Regions from separate parts of the Homo sapiens genome. Here region 1 is linked to region 2. Evidence: read pairs that join two places in POLR2A ChIA-PET (ENCODE). Cell type or tissue: A673. All regions are shown on one strand. Links, peaks and the distances in the headings refer to the core of each region. The heading gives the core; the rest is flanking DNA.

The links. Peaks named below come from ENCODE experiments on the same cell type or tissue, not always from the same donor. Only the 100,000 strongest peaks of a DNase experiment are listed, where the experiment ranks them.
Region 1: POLR2A ChIA-PET joins it to region 2 with 11 read pairs; 2 of 35 experiments call an interaction of 5 or more read pairs at or near these places.

The regions. Positions count from the first base shown.
Region 1 is chr1:192,589,653-192,599,657 of GRCh38, reverse strand. LOC105371664 (a long non-coding RNA gene) reads left to right here. Exons shown (of 5, transcript XR_002958418.2): 3 at 6,001-6,059. Among named protein-coding and RNA genes, the nearest start is that of RGS1, 19 kb to the right of the region's middle. In A673, for the core only: no CTCF peak of the experiment used is centred there; no DNase peak of the experiment used is centred there.
Region 2 is chr1:192,003,050-192,013,054 of GRCh38, reverse strand. LINC02770 (long intergenic non-protein coding RNA 2770) reads right to left here. Exons shown (of 10, transcript NR_186758.1): 10 at 1,795-3,216. Among named protein-coding and RNA genes, the nearest start is that of RGS18, 150 kb to the left of the region's middle. In A673, for the core only: no CTCF peak of the experiment used is centred there; DNase peaks (open chromatin) are centred at 4,444, 4,574, 5,684 and 6,904; H3K4me3 peaks cover 310 bases; H3K27ac peaks cover 5,934 bases.

The sequences.
Region 1 (10,005 bases), core at 1,214-9,213, 590 kb before region 2:
ACAAAAGTTCATCCAGAGTCACTGTGAAGCCCAAGGTTATATGGCTAATGTGAGGTGGAAGCGAATTTCTGATTTCAATTTCTGTACCCCTTTTCAAATGAACAGCTCTATATAAGTGTTATTTATTGTTGCATTGATGTTACCTATGTATAAGAGAGATGCTCTGCCTGACTCTCATCATTATGCTCTGCAGTAGCCTTCAGTAAGAAAAGATCACTTCATCACACATCTGCCTATTTTCTGTTGGAACTTAGCATACGAAATTTGCAGAGAACTGCTAAAGGCAGTTTGAAGGTACTTGGGCAATGCCATTTCCTTACAGATTTGAACATTTTTATTCCGTTCAGGTCCCACAGGACATTGGGCCCTCCTGTTGGGTGGTTCTGTTTACACCCCAGAGAGGCTGCACTCCTGATTCATCCATCTGCAGGAGCACAAGGCCCAGGGGTGATCCATACCCGCTACTCAGCTGTATCACCACAAAACTCTGGGCTGGTTTCTTCTTTTGGTTTATGTGACTATAATTTCCAATCAACCAGCTAGAGAACCAAGTCTTGCATTCAGCATAATTTTTCATGGATTAGGCAGGGAAGCCTGGACATCAGAATATAAGATATAAGGGAAGAATTTAGCAATCTGTGGTGTCAAGAAACTCTCAATATCTCCGTGGCCTCTGGAGTCAGACAGAATAGCTTTAAATCTTGCTTTCCTACTTGGTAGCAGTGTGAACCTGAACAAATTACCTAACCTCGATAAGCCTTAATTAACCCATATGGACAATATTGAAAATAAAAGCATGCATTTTAAAGGGTTGTGGGTGAGGATTAAATGAGAAAGCATAGGCAGAATCTGGCACATGGTAAACCACAAACGGACTGGCCACTCGCTTACAATCCCCTGTGCCTCTCATGTAGTGAGCAGCATCCTGGAGAGAGAAACTGTTTCTGAAAGTCAGAGTACACAGATGGCTGTGAATAGTATGAGTTATCATAGAGGAAAAAGGATTGTCTTTGTAATTTTTACAGAGACAACTTAAGAATTAGCTATTGTTTTGGGAATTGCATTTACCCCTTTGAAAATAATAATCCTAAAGTATGGAGACAAATTATAGGTAGTAGATTATGGTCTATCTCTAAAACTGATGGGTTGTCTTCACATTACCATTAACTACTTAGGGCCCTTGAAGAGGTTATTTTGCTTTTCTAAATTTTATAAAATGAGACCTAAATGATCTTCAGTATTTCCTCCTGGTCTAACAGTCTATGGTTCTTATGAGTCTATATACATCTATTAATGGTACCTATATTTATTTATTTTTCCTGGAAATTCCTCTTTATAGTGTTTCCATAACATACTGGAGATTTTCTCTTGGAAAAACTAATGGTTTGAGCACGTTCTGAAAGTCACAAGAAGGGAAGTGCCTTTGAACCAGTAACTTTGCTAATGGAATTGTCATCCCAGAGGTTGTGTAGCTTTAAAATGTGAAGTACTGTATCAAATCTAATTACCATTTATTGTTAACTTTCCAAATGCTAGGCATTGAGCTGCTAGGTTTACTCACAGTACTTTATTTGTCACACTATCACACACACATACACACGCAGGCTGGCAGTCAGTTATTGTTCTCATTTTATATTTGGGAACACTGAGGTTCAGATATGTGAAGCAACTAGTCCAAAGTCACATAGCTGGTGGTGATGCTAGGCTTTAGGCTTGGGTCTGTCTGACAACTCTGGCCATGTCCTTATCTCCATATTGTCTCTACAAAATGGTTTAAGTAGATAATAGTTAAGAAAGCAAACTAAATGTTCTGGGAAATAAACTGCTAATTTCTGAGTTTGACATAAATCAGGATAATCTTTTTTTCCTCTTTTTTCACTTTTCTATAAATGTGTTATTTATTGTTGCAGTTATATTACCTATACGTAAAAGAGATGCTCTGCCTGATTCTCATCACTGGACTCTGCAGTAGCCTTGATTAAGAAAAGATCACTTCATCACCCTTTACCCATTTTCTGTTTGAACTTAGCATATCAGATTTGCAGAGAACTGCTAAAGGCAGCAGCCTTTTAATGATACTTGGGCAATACCATCCCTAGGCACCTGTGTCAGTCACCAGGTCAGGTAAGCCACAGCACAATTCCATGAGGGGAGGACTTAATGTGTGTACCACTGTGCTCCCAAAACTTAGCACAGTGCTGGAACATAGGAGGCATTTAGTCAATAGGTGTTGAGTAACTAATACTCAGGATACAAATTTATTCATTTTTTAAATCCAGCAACCATTTATTGTGTACTTACTGTGAGTAAGGCATTCTAAAATGAAGACGTGTTCTTTGCCTTCTAGGAGATTATAATTTAGGGGGGGAAGGAAGACATGTATTTTAATACTAAATGAAGTAGCATATTTTTCTCCAAGATGATTATTGTTCCATACAATCCTAAGATGTAGGCTGGGTAGTAATCAAATTATCTTTAGCATCTTTTCATATTGCTTGACTTCGTGTTTTAATTGGCTTTTATTTTTCTCAGCTCAAGAATATATTTTTATGTGTCTGTTATCTAAAAAACTTAACGATTACATTATTTTGCTAGGATAACCATCTCTCTCACGTCTGTTCTTGTTAGTATTATGCAAGCCTATTGTCAATAGCATTTGTCCACTGTATCAGTCAGAGCTCTCCAGACAAGCAGAACTAGTAGGACACAAACATTATATAAAATATATGATTATATATGTATGATTACATATATATTTATTTATGAAATAAATATATTCAAGGAATTAGCTCCTGTGATTGTGGGGGTTTGCAAGTCCGAATCTGTAGGGCAAGCAAGCACACTGTAAACTCTCAGGCAGAAGCTGATGCTGCAGTCTTCAGCCTGAATTTCTTCTTCCTGAGGGTAACCTCAATTTTGCTGTTAAGGACTTTCAACTGATTGGATGAGTAAGCCTCACCCACATTATTGAGGATGATCTCCTTTATTTAAACTGATTGTAGATGTTAGCCACATCTACAAAGTACCTTTTTAAAACAATGCCTAGATTCCTGTTTGGCTGGGTAACTCTGTGCCATAGTCTAGCTAAGCTTACACCTAAAACTAGCCACCATGATCACCACTTATAATATGAAGAAGGTTTCTAAAATAATAAAATTGACAGTTAAAATTTTTTTTTGGCAGACAATAAAGGACTTCTTTTATGAATTGTTATGTTTAACTTCCAGATTAAATTTTGAGGGTCTGAAATATCCAACAGGAATCATAGAGTTCTGAGAGATTTAAAGTGATGCTTTGATTTCCATGAAGTCAAAAATTGTGTTCTATTATGAAAACCACTTCTAGGAAATCTATACTTCATAAGACACAATTGAGAAAGCCACTTTTGTTGAGATTTAATTCCCACTTCTTTCTGCCACTTCACAATCACTCACTGAAGAAAGAGAACAAATGTTCTTGTCGCAAATGGGATTGAAGTCTAGCCTCTGTCATTCATCACTTGAAACAGTTTCTTGTAAACAACCAGAAACATCTTCAACTTTTCTTAGATACATTTTCTAAGTGTCTTTAAAAGTAAGGAAAACACAGATTGGATATCTAAAGTCAAGGAGAGTTCTGAGTTCAGTTTAGTAAAATTTCTATGCATCGATCTATATGTTTCTCTGGAACCATCTTTTAATAATTGTATTTCAGTTCATATTAGAGAATTTGTTCTTAGGAACTATGTGTAATTCATTTCTCTTGAGGCTTTCTTCTCGCTTACATCCTAGGTAAAAATAACCCTGAAACTTCAATTCATAGCCTGTGTAAATAAAAAACCATACCTAGTGTTCTGTGAATTCTGGGAGGAGGGAGAGCTGGAGAGCTTATATTTCATGGTTTCCACTGCTTCTTAAGTTTCTTTTTCCTGTTTCGTTAGAAGCTTTGCTTAATCGTTAAAACCTTGACATAGACAAGCTTAGTCTCCTCCTCACTTAATTAGCAACAATTAAAAAATGTGTCTCCATCCGCACAAAACATTTCTTAGATAAATAAATAGATGTTATGAAGGGAAATATACCCAACTATGTGTATGTGTGTTGGAAATTGGATGAAATGGAGAGCTTTACAGTATAACAAGACAAATAACCTCAAACGAAGCAATAGACATGCACATGCCCCATCGCTGCACCACCTCCTCCCTCCTCCTCCCTACCCCTCCTCCTCCCTACCTCCTCCTCCTCCCCACCCCTCCTCCTCCCTAACCCCTACTCCTCCCTACCCCTCCTGCTCCCTACCTCCTCCTCCTCCCTACCCCTCCTGCTCCCTACCCCTATTGAGTTTTCTGGCCCCTTTCTCTCCTTTATTCTTTCTTTCTTTTCTCAATTTGTAGCTATCAGTTTCTTTCAAGAACTGCTATAGCAACTTTGTACCCTTTCTTATGCAGAACGTCTTCTCTTTTCCACCCATATTCTTTCTGTCCCCTGTGATTCTAATCTGCTCTGAGGAAAAACTCTTTCTATCGGATATACGATAATTATGGTAAGAGAACAATAAGATTAAACACAAAGTCTCATTAAAAGGGCATACATTTATTGCAAATGATGAAAATAATGCAACCCAAAATAAGACTTTCATCCAGAAAAACATATAATACCTGAGTAAAGATTGCAATGTTTTCTATTCCATGGAAAACTGCTACTGAACCAAAGGAGAATGTTTTTTCCCTTTCTCCTCTGTTTTAGCTACCCACAGGAACTGTTCAGTTTTTGTCTTCCTTTCACATTTCCAACCCAAATATTATAGTAAACACTGTTGTTAAAGGTTATTGATGAATTGAGTGATATTATCATTCATTTTGCAAACACGCATATTTGCCAGGAATGATAGGGAGTTGAGATGCAAAAATGAATATGACATTTTCCCTTCAAAGATATTACAGTCCATTGCAGTATCATTTAAATAAATTATACAAATATATGTTAGCAGTGCTGTGATAAGCCTGTGTTTGGGGAGAGTGGGGGCACAAAAGAAGATCTAGACCATTTTTCACTGCAGTGTTTAGGTGTAGGTCACACAAGTCATTTTGAAAAACAGGTAATGATTAAATGCTCTGAAGGTGGACAATTTAATGCTGTGGAAATGAATAATGCTTTTCTAATGAATCAAAGTAGATATTGATTAAGGGTAAGGGCAGGTAGAGAGAAAGGTGAGAAATGATAGAAAAGCAGAATAAAGATGAGGGAAAAGTAAAAGGGAAGATAAATTTTGCTCAATTCACTTAGTCGATGCAACACATTCAAATTACTGGCAGCAATTTTCTCAGAAATGTCTAGTAGAGTTTCACTTTTTTTCTAGCTTTGAGGATAATAGCTCATCAAATTACACAGATAGACTATGAGATAATTGGAAATATCTAAGTGGTATATCAGTGTATCGGCTATTAGTGACTGTTAACGAGGAGTTGGAATAAAGCAATTTACCTGATGCTGGTATGCAGAAGACTCACTAGCTAGATACACAGTGAGGCTCTGTTAGTTATTGTTCAAAAATTCATATAGTGTTATTGACACGTTCACCTTGAGAACGTTTGTAGGTCATAGCTTTGCTATGGATGTGTAATTCTGAACACAGTAAACTGTTCTGTTCTAGTGTAGTTAATGAAAACAGGCAACGGTCTGCTGCATTGCATTACTGAAATATTACTAGAGCATTGTATTTCCAAAGTATTACTGAAATAGTTACCATGTTACAATTTTCTGTACTAGTTTTAGTCAGTGTTATGATTTGAATGTGTCTTCCCAAAATCATGTGTTGGAAACTTAATCCCCAAAGCAACTGTTTTGGGAAGTGGGGCCTAATGAGAGGTAATTAGGCCATAAGAGCTGAGTGAATGAATTAATATAGATATTGCAAAAGTAGGTTTGTTATAAAAGGGGGAGTTTGACCCTTCTTTATTTTCTGTCTCCCTTGTCCTTGCCCTCTCTTGGCCTTTCTGCCTTCTGCCATGGGATGATGCAGGACGAAAGCCCTCATCAGATGCTTACATCATGATCTTGGACTTCCCAGCCTCCAGACTGGTAAGAAATAAATTTCTGTTCATTATAAATTACCCAGTCTCAGCTACTCTGTTACAGTTACATAAATGGACCAAGAGAGTCAGGGAGACAGCATGGGACAGGTTACGAAACTTTTGCATCTGAGTCAGGCTCCTGTGCTCTGTCTACTCATTTTTAATTTTACCTTTGTGACTTTATTACTAGGGTGTCCTAGAATAAACCATTTAATCTCTTTGCACTGGGGCTTCATAATCTACAAATGGGAAGAGTAGGTTAGACAACTTCTGATCTCCTTTCTAGATATGACATTCTAGGATTCCAGATAGTGGAATACAATAGTGTGGCTTTTTGTTTCCCTCTCCTAGAGTGGATGAGAAATCACTTAGTTAGGCAGAAAGCCCATTTATAATGCTTTCCTGCCTCATATTTCCTCTCAGACACTATTGGTGTAGAACAGATATTTAATAGGTCCTTGTTGACTGAGTAATGTCCTTCCTATGGTCAGGAGCCCTCAGAGGCTTTTGTAAATGTTCTCAATTTAGACTTCAGAGCATTAAAGGAAGATGCTTCATTTTACCAGTGACATTTTTTTAATGATACAACTAAAAGCAAGGATTTAGCTTTTGCTTTATGTGAGTAAACAAAGTTGTTAAAGTCAGGCATCGTCCTGGAATAAATGTGAACTGCTGTAATTAGAAACTGTTTCTGTCATAATTACGTTCTAGAGGCTGAGGCGTGAGTTCATTTTAATAAATGGGAAAAGAAAGTAACCCAGGCCAAGGAGATTCATCTTTGGAAAAGAGCCTAGCAGAAATACAACATCATCCTACCTCAGAAACTGGATAAACAAATGCCCAAATGAGAGAAACAGAAACCACAGCTCCTAGAAAAAACTCTTGAACCATAAGAAGACTGTAAAAGAAAGGGGCTGAATTCTGACCATAGGAGGAGTCACGCAAAAATCTCCCTTTATGTGGTTCCCAGTGAGCTTGTCTGAAAGGGAAATGAGTGGTGAAAGGCTTTTAGTTTTAAATTTTCGTCAAAAGGATGATCTATTCTGTTGCATTATGGCCCATGCAGAAAAGAAGGAAAATCAAAGTAATGCTGAGGAGGCCACTTCAAGGGGGGAAAAAGAATAACTTTCAGTTAGTATTTTCGTTTGTTTCAAAAATAGACAACATTTGGCATAAGGTCACTTGTATATTACTGAGGATGATAGATGATGTGGAGATATAAAGTATGAAAATGAAAATAGTTATTTAAAAAAGCTTAATAATTTGGGGGACATGTTTAGAAAACTCTAAGTCGGTATCTTCCTACCCTTTTCATATCATGGTTCATATTAAGAAATAAAAAAATAAAATGTGTTCATATCACTGTGGTGCATACTGTCAAGGGTGATAGGCCAGCCCTGGGATTTGGGGTACCTCATGCCCAACCTGACCAGGCCTGGGGGCTGAGGGATTAAATACTTTTGCTCACCTGAAACTTATTTTTGGAACACTTGTGAATCCTGTAAGCCATCTAATACTTTTTAGTAGGATATATGGAGAAGGAGACCAGACCTTCCACGTAATATGGAGGATTATCATTATTATTTCTCAAGTCACTGCAAAATACTGGCAAATATTGTTCTAAACTTATCAAATTGTAATGGACATTATTTTAGTAGAATTCAGTTAGTGTTAGCTGTTCAAGTTTGTCCGGCTATGGTCACAGCTACCAGTCATGCACACCAGAATAACTGATTATCAAACATAGGCTAAAACATTATTTTTTTTGGGCTGGAGTCTCACTCTGTTGCCCAGGCTGGAGTGCAGTGGCACAATTTCGGCTCGCTGCTACTTCTGCCTCCCAGATTCAAGCCATATCCTGCCGCAGCCTCCCGAGTAGCTGGGACTATAGGTGTGTGCCACTATGCCCGGCTAATTTTTGTATTTTTAGTAAAGACGGGGTTTTACCATATCGGCCAGGCTGGTCTCAAACTCCTGACCTTGTTCCACCTGCCTCGGCCTCCCAAAGTGCTGGGATTACAGGCATGAACCACTGCACCCGGCCTCATAGGCTAAAACATTCTATTAATTATATGCTTTTCTGGAGTTGCTTTTGCTGGAGTAGTAATAGATTTTTAAAACTCAGTCATCAATATAGGTCCTATTGTCTATCTCTTTCTTAAGTTTTCCTTAGTTAATAGCATGTAAGAAATCAACCAGCTTTATTATTATCTGAAAATTTTCAGCCTCATCTTGAGTGTTTTAATGAAAAAATTTTAAATCACCATCTGCCATGTATTCTAATTAAATGATGTTCTGCCTTGTGGCTATTTTCTGCAATTAGTCCCTGAGATACAGGTTGTTTTGTTTTCTAATATGCAGGGAAAACACAATAATAATAAATATGTTACCATGTTAACTAGAGTAAAGGTTGTAGCAAAGAGACTCCAAAGGCAATGGTGAAACATCTCCTGCCAGTAATAGGACAGGTAGACATCCTCTACTTCCCAAGGTCATCCAGGGACCCAGGCTAGAAGGGCAGCTCTGCCCTCCTCTGGGGCACTGGCATCGTCTGCAAGCTTAAAGCTGGGTGAGTGCGTATCTAGTTTCCAGCTGCCAGCCGTATATTGAGTTTAGTGAGATGTCAGACTAAAAATGAAGTTACACACACACACATACACACACACACACACACACACACACACACACACACACACACACACACGTGTTTTATAAAGCCCAGGTGGCCTAGGCACACACAGAGATAGAAAAAAAGCAGAGAAAAGGAAAACAGTTGTCCATATGTGCTGTTTCATTCACCAGGTTGATTTTGTCCATCTTGCCTTTGACTTTTCATGATGGGGCATTTGCTGGACTTTATTCTTTAATCCTTTTTGGTTCTTCGTCTTCTTTTTTTGATTCCCCTGTTTCAGTTCCTATTCCTTCTCCTTCCCTCACTGTCACTTCAGGAACCAGAGGTTTCCCCTCACCTTTGAGATAAGGCAGTTTTAGGATTTGACAACTTTGCCACAAATCTCTGACCAGAAGTTAAAAGGATGCTTCAAGTGCTCTGTTTCTACAATTTTACATCTCAGATGGCTCCTCGGTGGCAGCGTGCACTTCCCGGCTCATCACTTTCCCCTTTTAGGTATTTCCCATGATCCTGGCCCAGTCTCTGTCTTGCTCATCAGTAATTTTAGCATCCCTTTTGCCTCTTTGCATTGATTCTCCCAGAACTGATCCTTAGCCTATCCACAGATACCCAGGGGAAGTGGATCTCTTCTCGCTGTCAATAATGTCCCACTGGTCAGCTACTTTCTGGTAATTCTCTCTTATCTCAAATCAGCATCAGTTATATTTCTCCTTAGCCTAACTCCAGAATAGACAATCCTCCGGCCATTCTTTTTCTTTCTTTCTTTCTTTTTTCCACTTTGTTTTTATACTCTTTTTAAAATTCTCTTGAGAAGTCAAGTAAACCTTCTCCATTTGATGATTCACCTGCCGCTGCAGGGTCTTCGTCAAAAGCCTAATTTTGCAATTCAATGTTTTGGAAAGAGAATTCTGTGCTCTTTATTTTTAGAGTTGATTACTACTAAACAGACATCCTTCCCTGAAGTCGCAGTTTCAAAATTGTGGAAATACTTAGGGAGTGAGTCTGCAAATAACTAAGTCATCATTCTAATCTATGAAGCTTGAAAGATACATTTAGCAAATTGTATCCAGCATAACCCAGGGACATTGAATATTTTGAAAACATTTGAAAAGATAATTAAGGATATCAAGCAAGATGAATCAAATTCTCAAAATGGTTAGCTGGTATAAAACCCATGTCCTTTAGAGGCTTTTCGATGTTCACTGAGATATTATCTCATCTATTTGGATAACTGGTAACACTCTTACCTCAAATCAGCATCAGTTATATTTCTCCTTAGCCCAACTCCAAATAAATCATCCAAACAAATAATATTTGTCAT
Region 2 (10,005 bases), core at 1,190-9,189:
AAGAAAAAGGAAAGCAAATAAAAAAGTGGCAATTTACTAGTGACAATTAATATAAACTTGTAAAATACATATAATATATATGTTATACATATGTGTGTGTGTAATTTTTGAAAGAATATAAACAAGAACTCAATGGGAAAGATTAAAATGCAAATACATGCCCAAATACACAAGTCGAGTTTTATAATTTAGTGAATAATTATTTTTAGACTATAAATTAATGAACATCCACCATTATGTTTTGTGGGATGGTCACTGGTTTTAAGAGGTCACCCAGTGAAAACTGGGATAATGAGATTTGTAAAAGTAGAAGCAGCAGACATGCAATTAATTCCTGCATGAAAAGTCAGAGGTTGAAATTAAGGAGTTTAAATAATATATTTATTTTCCCTTACAAAGCCTACACACACAGTTAAGTATAAAACATTTAAGAAATAATTATATTTTGTTTAGTTAAGAAAAAATAATGAATAAATTTACTAGAGGTTGTGTTATCCTATTACTAGCCATTGTTACATTTATTTTGAACATTACAATCTTAAAATTTTTCCATCATACAAATATTTTATCAAAGTAGAATCAAAGCTGTGTATTATGCCCATGAAATTATTCTAAAATTTAAATATATTGACTGAGTATCTCTATAGGCTGATTTATTTTCCTCTTTTTAAAAATACCAATAATAGATGCAATGGAAGAAATTCCCAGAATACATTCAAATTAAAAATATCTCTTTTTTTTGCAATTGCAAATACCCTATATTTCTGAAAAATACCTAAGAATCCAATTTGTGAGGCAATAATATGTACCTATAGACATCAGGATTTCCAAATTTTTTGGCATTCTAACATTGACTATAGCAATATGTAATCCACCAATCCCCTAAATAATGTTAAAATAATTTGATTTTCATGTAGTATATTATAAATATAATATTTTGAATATATTTCTAAAATTTGGGGTTACCATTTTATTAAACTATATATAATGTATTTAATTGTATAACATGCATAAACTATAATATTCATACAATCTTCAACTTTTTCCATTTAATAACAGAGATGTGTAATAATTAAATGTTTACATAAGGAAATAATAATTTGTTAATAAATCAATTTTAAATTGACAGTTTATATTACATTTGGTTTTGAAACCAAAGGGATATCGAAAGGCAAAATAAAAGTTATTATATTTTATAATACAGACACTCTTTTTATTCCTTATTTATAATTATTGCATTTTTATTGAAAAATCAAACCAGCCGGGCAAGATGGCTCACGCCTGTAAACCCAGGCAAGGCCGGCGGGGGCGGGAGGATCACGAGTTAGGAGATCGAGACCATCCCGGCCAACATGGTGAAATCCCGTCTGTACTAAAAATACAAAAATTAGCTAGGCGTGATGGCATGTGCCTGTAATCCCAGAAAAAAAAAGAAAAAAAGAAAAAGAAAAAAAAGAAAGAAAGAAAAAAGAAAAAGAAAAAGAAAAATCAAATCATTTAAGTTAATATTTTGTGTTACAAATGAAAAGATGAAAAGTTTCAGTTTGCTATGATTTTTAAATGCCAAACTTCTCTTAATCACAACTATATTTACTCTTTTAAGCGTTTGTGTATTAAATTATTGAAAATCTTGAACTTTTTAAATGTCAGATTCCAATGGATATAAGCATTTCAAGAATATCTAGGGGGAAGTTGCAGAATTATTAGAATTGTGCCTTATGCTTCCTAATTGTTTATCAACTATCAATTATAAAAGTTAACAAGAATTTCAAGAATAAATGTAATATTTAAAGATCTTTTTCACAACCTTTATTTAGGTTTATCTTCCAGTCAGAAAAGTAAAACAAGTATAAGCATGCATCTTAACACAGTTTAAAAATTTAAGGATACTCATATAAAAACACTGAAATAAACAAACAGAATATATTAAGAATAAACAAACTCCTTTAATCCTCCCTGCTTTTTAAAGTGTTTCTAATGTTAAATCAACTTTCATTTTCTAGGATAAATACAACTTCGTTCTGATGTATTTTTATTATTTTTACATAATGCTAGATTTACTTAACTTCTTAAGATTACTGGATCTTTTGTTCATAAGTGAGACTGGCTTTAATAGTTCTTTCATACTCTTTGTTCACTTCCAGGGCTAAGATTTTCTACTCTCAGACTGGGTTGGGGAATAGATCCTTTTCTGTCTTTTGGAAGTGTTTAAGATTAGAATTATGTCTGCAAACTTTATTCAAATTTTTCCAGTGAAACATTTGTCCTGGGTGTTTTCATTATTTTTCGTTGTATTATGGATAACTTAAAAATATACAAATGTCATGTCTCTACAAATACATGCAATATTCTATGTTATTTATACTGGAGCAGTGATTCAGAAACATTAGCTTGGATCAAAATTACCTAAAGGGCTTGTGAAACCACAGGCTAATGGGCCTCATGTGCAGAGTTTTGGTTACAAAATATGTGGTTTCCTCAGAGTTTGCTTTTCAAACAAGATCTCAAATGATCCTGTTGCTGCCAGTGCAGGGATCATCTTTGAGAACCACTATGCACAAAGGTTGGGACAAAGATTATTTACCACTTAGCTTCAAACATTATTAACCCATGGTCAATCTTACTTCATATATGTTCTTACCATATCCTCTTATCCAGATTCCTTTGAAACAAACGTCAGATATTATTTTATTTGTAAACGTATCAGTGCTTAACTCTAAAATACAAACACTCAGTTTTTCTTAGTATTAGTACAGTTATGCACTACATAATGACATTTGGGTCAACGACAGGCCGCATAGACAGCAGTGGTTCCATAAGATTAAAATGGAACTGAAAAATTTTTATCACATATTGATAGAATAGGTGACAAGCTATCTTAATGTCCTAGCCCAATGCATTACTTATGTGTTTGTGGTGATGCTGGTGTAAACAAACCTACTGTGTTAGTAGTAGTATAAAAGTATAGCAGTACAATTTTATACAGTACATAATACTTAATACTGATAATAAATGACCATGTTTCTGGTTTATGCATTTACTACACCATACTTTTGTCATTATTTTAGAGTCTGCTTCTACATATATATTAAAAATAAAAAAAGTTAACCATTTTAAACAGCCTCAAGCAGGTTCTTCAGGAGGTATTCCAGCAGGAGGTGGTGTTATTATAGGAGATGACACAGCTGCATGGACATATTGTCCACGAAGACCTTCCTGTGGGACAAAATGTAAAGGTCCAAGTCAGTGCTATTGATGATCCTGACCCTAAGTATACAGTGTTTCTGTTTGTGTCTCAGTTTTTAACAAAAATGTTTAAGAAGTAAAAAAAAGAAAATAGCTTATAGAATAAGGATATAAAGAAAGAAAATATTTTGTACAGCTGAACAATGTGCTTGTTTTAACTGATATTATAAGAGAGTAAAAAAGTTAAAAATTTAAAATTTATAAAGTTGTAAAGTAAAAATGTTACAGTAAGCTAAGGTTAATTTTGTATTAAATATTTGTTTTCTAAATTTAGTGTAGCCTAAATGTAGAGTTTATAAAATCTACAACAGCGTACAGTAATTTCCCAGTTTTCACATTCACTTACCAGGTCATTCGTGGTCAGTGCCCCATACAGATATATCATTTTTCAAAATTTTTATACCATATTTTTACTGTACCTTTTCTATGTTTAGATACACAAATGCTTAGCATTATGCCTACAATACTCAGTACAGTAACAAACTGCATGGGTTTGTTGCCTAGGAGCAGGAGGCTATATCGTATTGCCTAGATATGTAGTAGGCCATACTATCTAGGTTTGTGTAAGTATACTCTATGGTCACATGACAGCAAAACGCATGTCTCAGAACATATCCCTGACATCACATGACACATAAATATATAGAAAAATGCAATTGTGATTGATTTTTGTGTGCCCATCTGTATCCTGTGACTCTGATGAGCTCACTTAGTTCTAGGAGAGTTTATTTTTCTTTTGTGAATTTCTTGGGATTTTCTTCATAAATAATAATGGATATCTGTAACGAGAGAGAGAAAGAGTTTTATTTATTCCTTTGCAATCTCTATGTCATTTACGTCTTTTTCTTGCTTATTGTAACAGCTAGAACTTCCAGTACTGTGGTGAGTAAGAGAGTGAACACACACATACTTGTCTAGTTTCCAATTTTAGAAGGAAAGTTTTTATTTTTTCACCATTGAGTATGATGTTAGCTTTTTAGGTTTTTTATAGATGTTCTTCATCAAGTTGAGATAATTCCTCTCAACTCTTAACTTGCTGAGAGTTTTTATCTTACTGAGTGGCAGATCTTGCCAAAATGCTTTTCTTCTTTAGCATGTTTGTATTGTGGATTACATTTATTGATTTTCAAATGTTAAGTCAGCTTAGCATGCTTGAAATAAGTCCTTCTTTGCAATGGTATTTAATTATTTGTTTATACATTGCTGTATTTAGTAGACTAATGTATTCTTATCGGGGTTTTTGAGCTCATAAGAGATGATCTTCCTTCCTTCCTTCCTTCCTTTCTTCCTTCCTTCCTTCCCTCCTTCCTTCCTTCCTTCCTTCCTTCCTTCCTTCCTTCCTTCCTTCTTGTACTGTTTCTGGCTGGTTTTGTTCTCAGGGTAATTGTGGACTCATAAAATGAGTTGGTAGGTATTCCAGTCTCTTCTGTTTTTTTGAAAGATGTTGTATAATATTGATGTTAATTCTTTTTAAGTTTTTAGTAGAATTCTTTAGTGAAATCATCTTGGCCTGAATATTACTTTTTTGAGAGTTTTTAAGTTATAAATTCATTTTCATTAATGGTTTTAGGACTATTCAGATTGTCTATTTCATTTGCTTCAATTTTGATATTTATTGGTTTAGGAGGAATTAGGTTATTTCTTCTAAGTTGTTGAATTTATAAGCATAAAGTTCTTTTATAATTTTCCCTTTCAATTTTTTTAATGACTGCAAGGTCAGTAGTAATATCCCTGATTTAATATCGGTGATATGTTTCTACTATCTTTTTATTTTTTAAGTCTTGCTAGAGGTTTATAAATTTTATTGATCATTTTTCAAAGAACCAGTTTTCAGTTTCACTGATTTTTTTCACTGTTGTTTTTCTATATTCAATTTTGTTGATTTCTGTTTCTTATTAATTCCCTATATATGTTGCTATGTTGCCAGTTTCTTGAGGTAGGAATTTATGTTATTGATGTAAAGCTTTTCCTTTTTTTCTAATGTAAGCATTTAGAAGTTGAACACAATATAAAGATTGAAAATTGTTAAAATTTTGAGATTGGTTAGAAGTATTTTTCTATAGTGGGCAAACTATTTCTATAAAGTGACAGAGAGTACATATTTTAGGCTTTGTAGGCTAGTAGATTCTGTTTAAACTACTCGACTATTCCTATAGTAAGAACACTGTTATAAACAATACGTAAATAAATGAGCATGGCTGTCTTGCAATAGTACTTTATGTATACAAACGAGGAGAGGATTGAATTTGGCTGATGGAAAGGCAGTTGTGGACCCATGATCTAAAGGATGAACAAACTGAGACATTATCGTGCAAATCTGTCTACCAAATTGGGTCATGCTCATATAGCTTTGGAGAATTTCTATTTGTTCGATTTAAAAGGTAAACTACTTAAATAATTACTCTATTAATTTCTTTTAAAGACAGGAAATGACAGTCTTCAATTACTACTTTCAATGCTATAAATCTTCTAGAACATAATCCTTATGGGTTCATTTATCACCATATGAGAAAAGTCTAGAACACAATATAATTTTAATGAGTACAGGAACCCAAAGAAATTCACCACTATATCCTCAGCAACTAGCAGATGCTCAATGAATATTGACTTAATAAATGAATTAACGCAATGCTTTTATTATTTATGTTTCAGGCTATAATTTCATGTTATGGTGGCTTTTGGATTAAGAGACTATAAATGGGTTTGGGACAATAGATTATTAATTATATTTTCAAATAACAAAAAGAGAAATTACCTTCTGAAATAACTAAATTATTCAGTCTTTAAAACAAGGGGTAAAATGTAACATTTATCTGAATGTATATTTTACATTAGTGTGCATACATTCAACTTCCAATTTTTTTGCTTCTAAAACAATTTAATAAAGAATATTTTATGACTAGAACTGGTTATTTATTTTTAAATGAGTTTCCCAATATAAATTGGCAATTAATCTTCATTTTAGAAGACTGTAGATGGTTTTATTAGCTTCATTTTACAGTGAGTATTTGAGAACCATAAAGTTTAAATATCTTTTTCAGAATGATAATTAGTGTATATGCATAAAGAGAAGAAACCACATATTCTGGTTGCTATTACATCTCACTTCCACTAACAGTTAATGTTTAGAAATCAAGAATGAGACATTAGAGATGTACCTTGAGAACAAGGAAATTGAGATCAGGAGAATGACAGACTTCTAACATCAAACTTTTTTTATATTTGCTTTTGGAAATGTCAATGCAAAGAAAGGTTAATAGAATAAATTCTAAAAAGTAATGTTCAGATTAAGCAATGGATTTTTTTATTAATGATCCTTCTGAGAGCAGTGTAAACAACATTATTATGACAAAACTTTCACTGAATTGAGGAATTAGGATGAGATTGAGCCCTGGCAACATCAATATTATGAAAACTGTTTTCATTAAAATGGGACTGGGCTAGAATAAATGCGAATTTTAGTTGTTGTAAGTGAGCTTATACTGAAGGGAAGGAGCCAGTGAAGATGGAGACAGGGAAGAAATGGGGATGAAAAGACAATACCTGGGAGTGGAAAGTGAAAGCAAATTGAATTTATAGATAGAGAGATGCTTGTGGTCTTTTGGTGGTGTGTTGGAGCTAGTTCACCATGGCTCTGGAAAGCTCAGTCAACATATCTGGAAATTTGCCAGACAGCTGATTTCACATTTGCAGCTTAAAAGTGGCCAGGGTAGGAATATTTACACCATGGTAATTAGAAAATAGCACAAATCGGAATTTTTGTTCCACTTCACTGCCAGAGGGCTAGTTTTAAGCATTTATCGGCACACCATTGATTATAAGATTTAGTTTATGGAAACATTATAAAATTAAGCAAATAATTTAGTATGTATTTAGCAGTTATACCCGAGAACAACCACTTTACAATGTCAAATCTATTTTATTATAAACAAGGTTGTAAAATGTTACCTTTAAAAGCAATACACCAATAGATTTTTATGTACCAAATATTCTGTCATAAGTCCTAAGGGTGGGAGACTATCCCAATATTACTCACACTGATACATATGACTTGAGAAAATTTTTCTTATTAAAGCATCAGGAGGAAACCGTAAAGAGGATGCCCTCTGAAAAACTGTTAGATGATATAAAAATTGGCTCTGTGATGATTAATTGAAGCCAATACTACAAGTCAAAAACCGACATAATATGATTTAATACAAGGTTAGAAAGGAAAGCAAATGCTATATTTATAAATAAAAATTATTTATATAATATGTTATTTAAAATAGTTACATGTAATTATACTAATAAACTACTATCAGTAGGTATTTTGTTGTTTTACCCCTAAGTTGTCATATATTCAAAATGGCCAGGTATCTTTTAAAATATCTTTATGTTTGAAAAATAAAGTATCATATTATTTTCAGGTTTCTTTTATTTTTAGGAATGCATTATAAATTTTACAGGCAGGATCAAGAATAAGTTGTATTCTACATCTGATAATTTTTCCATAAAATTGTAATATAGATCTTTGCCAGTTAACAAATAAAGTTAACTTCTCAAACTTCCTGTAAGTATTAATGTGAAAATAAATTGACAGTAAACATAAGTATTAATTCTTATTAATAAGTATTGATATGAAAATAAATTTATAGTAAGCCTAAATGTATTTGAACAATTGTTTATTTTGCTTGTAAGAATTTGGCAACTTGATTATTTGACAGACTATTTGAAAGAAGTAAAATGTGAAAGATAAAAAACTACTGGCCTAGTTTACATTTCTATTTGTATCTTTAAATCTTAGAAGAACAGAAATACGTAAGTGAATTTTTTATACTAATAATGCTAGTGTAAATATATAGAGTTGTAGGAATTATCTGCATGTAGCATTCACTGGATATTGACTTAACCAGTCACATATTTCTCCACAAATTGTTTCAATCACAAAGAATTTAAAATAAAATTCCATTTTGGGTTAGCTTGATTCAATCAATATTGATAATATCAAATCTATGGGCAATATAATGAAGTCACCTGGCCAATAGTTATTGTGTTTTCTAAATGAGTACTGTCAATTTCTTTTCTTCAATTCAATGACCTGACTTGATTTTGACATTATTCTGTATATTTTTCTAATATTATAAACTGCAATTTAAAATAGACTGAGATATAATCAGTCAGGTATAAATACCTGTTCCTTCAGCTTCCAGGTCTCTCTCTCTCCATATCCTCCAGGCAATGTGCAAATGCTCAGCTGGCAAAAGGTTGTCATTTTATTATTAACAATGCTTTATGGCATTTCAACCACTCAAGAGATGATTAAAATTACACTTCAGCTGGAATATTGTTTTTCAGCTAACACTATAAAAAAATATGTCACAGGAGGAGCAAATTTAGTAATGGAAGGTAGAAGTAGGGGTAAATTTTAAATGAGTTTTCTTATATGGTTAGCAGTTGACATTGACCCACAGAATTCTTCATCCATCTGCAATGAATTTTCTCACGTTCAGGGTCTGCAGCAGGATGGTTCAAAGGCTATTATAGCTTCCCACATTTTTTTCATACTGATAAATTAACTGAATTCATCAAAACCTACAAAACATTTTGTTCTCTCTCCTTTCATTCTATAAATACATTCTAAATATCTATCTAGTAGAGAATTTATTCCTACCTCTATCTTGGTCACATTCGTTTTTTTTTTTTTTTTAATCCTTCTAAAAGATAATCCCTAATCAGTCTAAATGAAGAAGAGTGGTGTTAAGAAAAATCTCCCTACCCAAAATGTTTAAGAACCCCAAATTATTAAGAACCTATAATACTTAAGAAGACAAAATCTCTAGGCTAAATTAGTGTTAACAGTATCAAGCAAATCAAGCAAAAAACTTCACACATGGTGATCAAACACTAAGAAGAAGTCCCCATGATCACCCTCAAACCTCATACCTGCTGCACATCTCAGTTGTGTAGTCCTTGAATTTTCTTCCCACCTGTCACCTTTAACATCGGGTGTCTTGAGATGTGGGTTCCTCAAAGGGAATTTGGATCTCTTCTTTTTGACCCCAAAGTGAAATACAATTTCCGACTCCCTGTAATTTTTTTTTTTCCTATTTGGTTTTTTACTTTTCCCGTTGTTGATAACTGAAACTAAAATTTAGAATTTCAATGACCTCTTAGCCCTCCTATCTTTACTTTCATTTTGATGACACCAGTACTAAGATTATAGAGTGGGACAGGCTGTGGATTCAATATAGATCATCCTCTATCATATCCTCCTTTAATAAAAATATATTTTATTAATTAGAAAATAATTGATTTAAAATATTGGAAGTAAAATCACAGAAAAAATGAAATTTTAAAAATTAATTTAAAATCACATCCATGTTCTTGAAATACATTTATATTGTTTCTTAGAAGAAGAATTTATGGATCAAAGGATATGAATAATTTAAGTCGTTAACAATATTGCAAACTTGAACTCCAGAAAGTTTATGCAATTTTAGAATTTTGGACTCCCATAATTTCTGTCGAAGAATGTGTGTCTGTTTATTTTTGTATCATAAATCACACATTGTGATGCCATGTTTGCATTTATATATATATTTATATATATTTATATATATATTTATATATATTTATATATATATTTATATATATTTATATATATATTTATATATATTTATATATATTTATATATATATTTATATATATTTATATATATTTATATATATATATATATATTTATATATATTTATATATATATTTATATATATTTATATA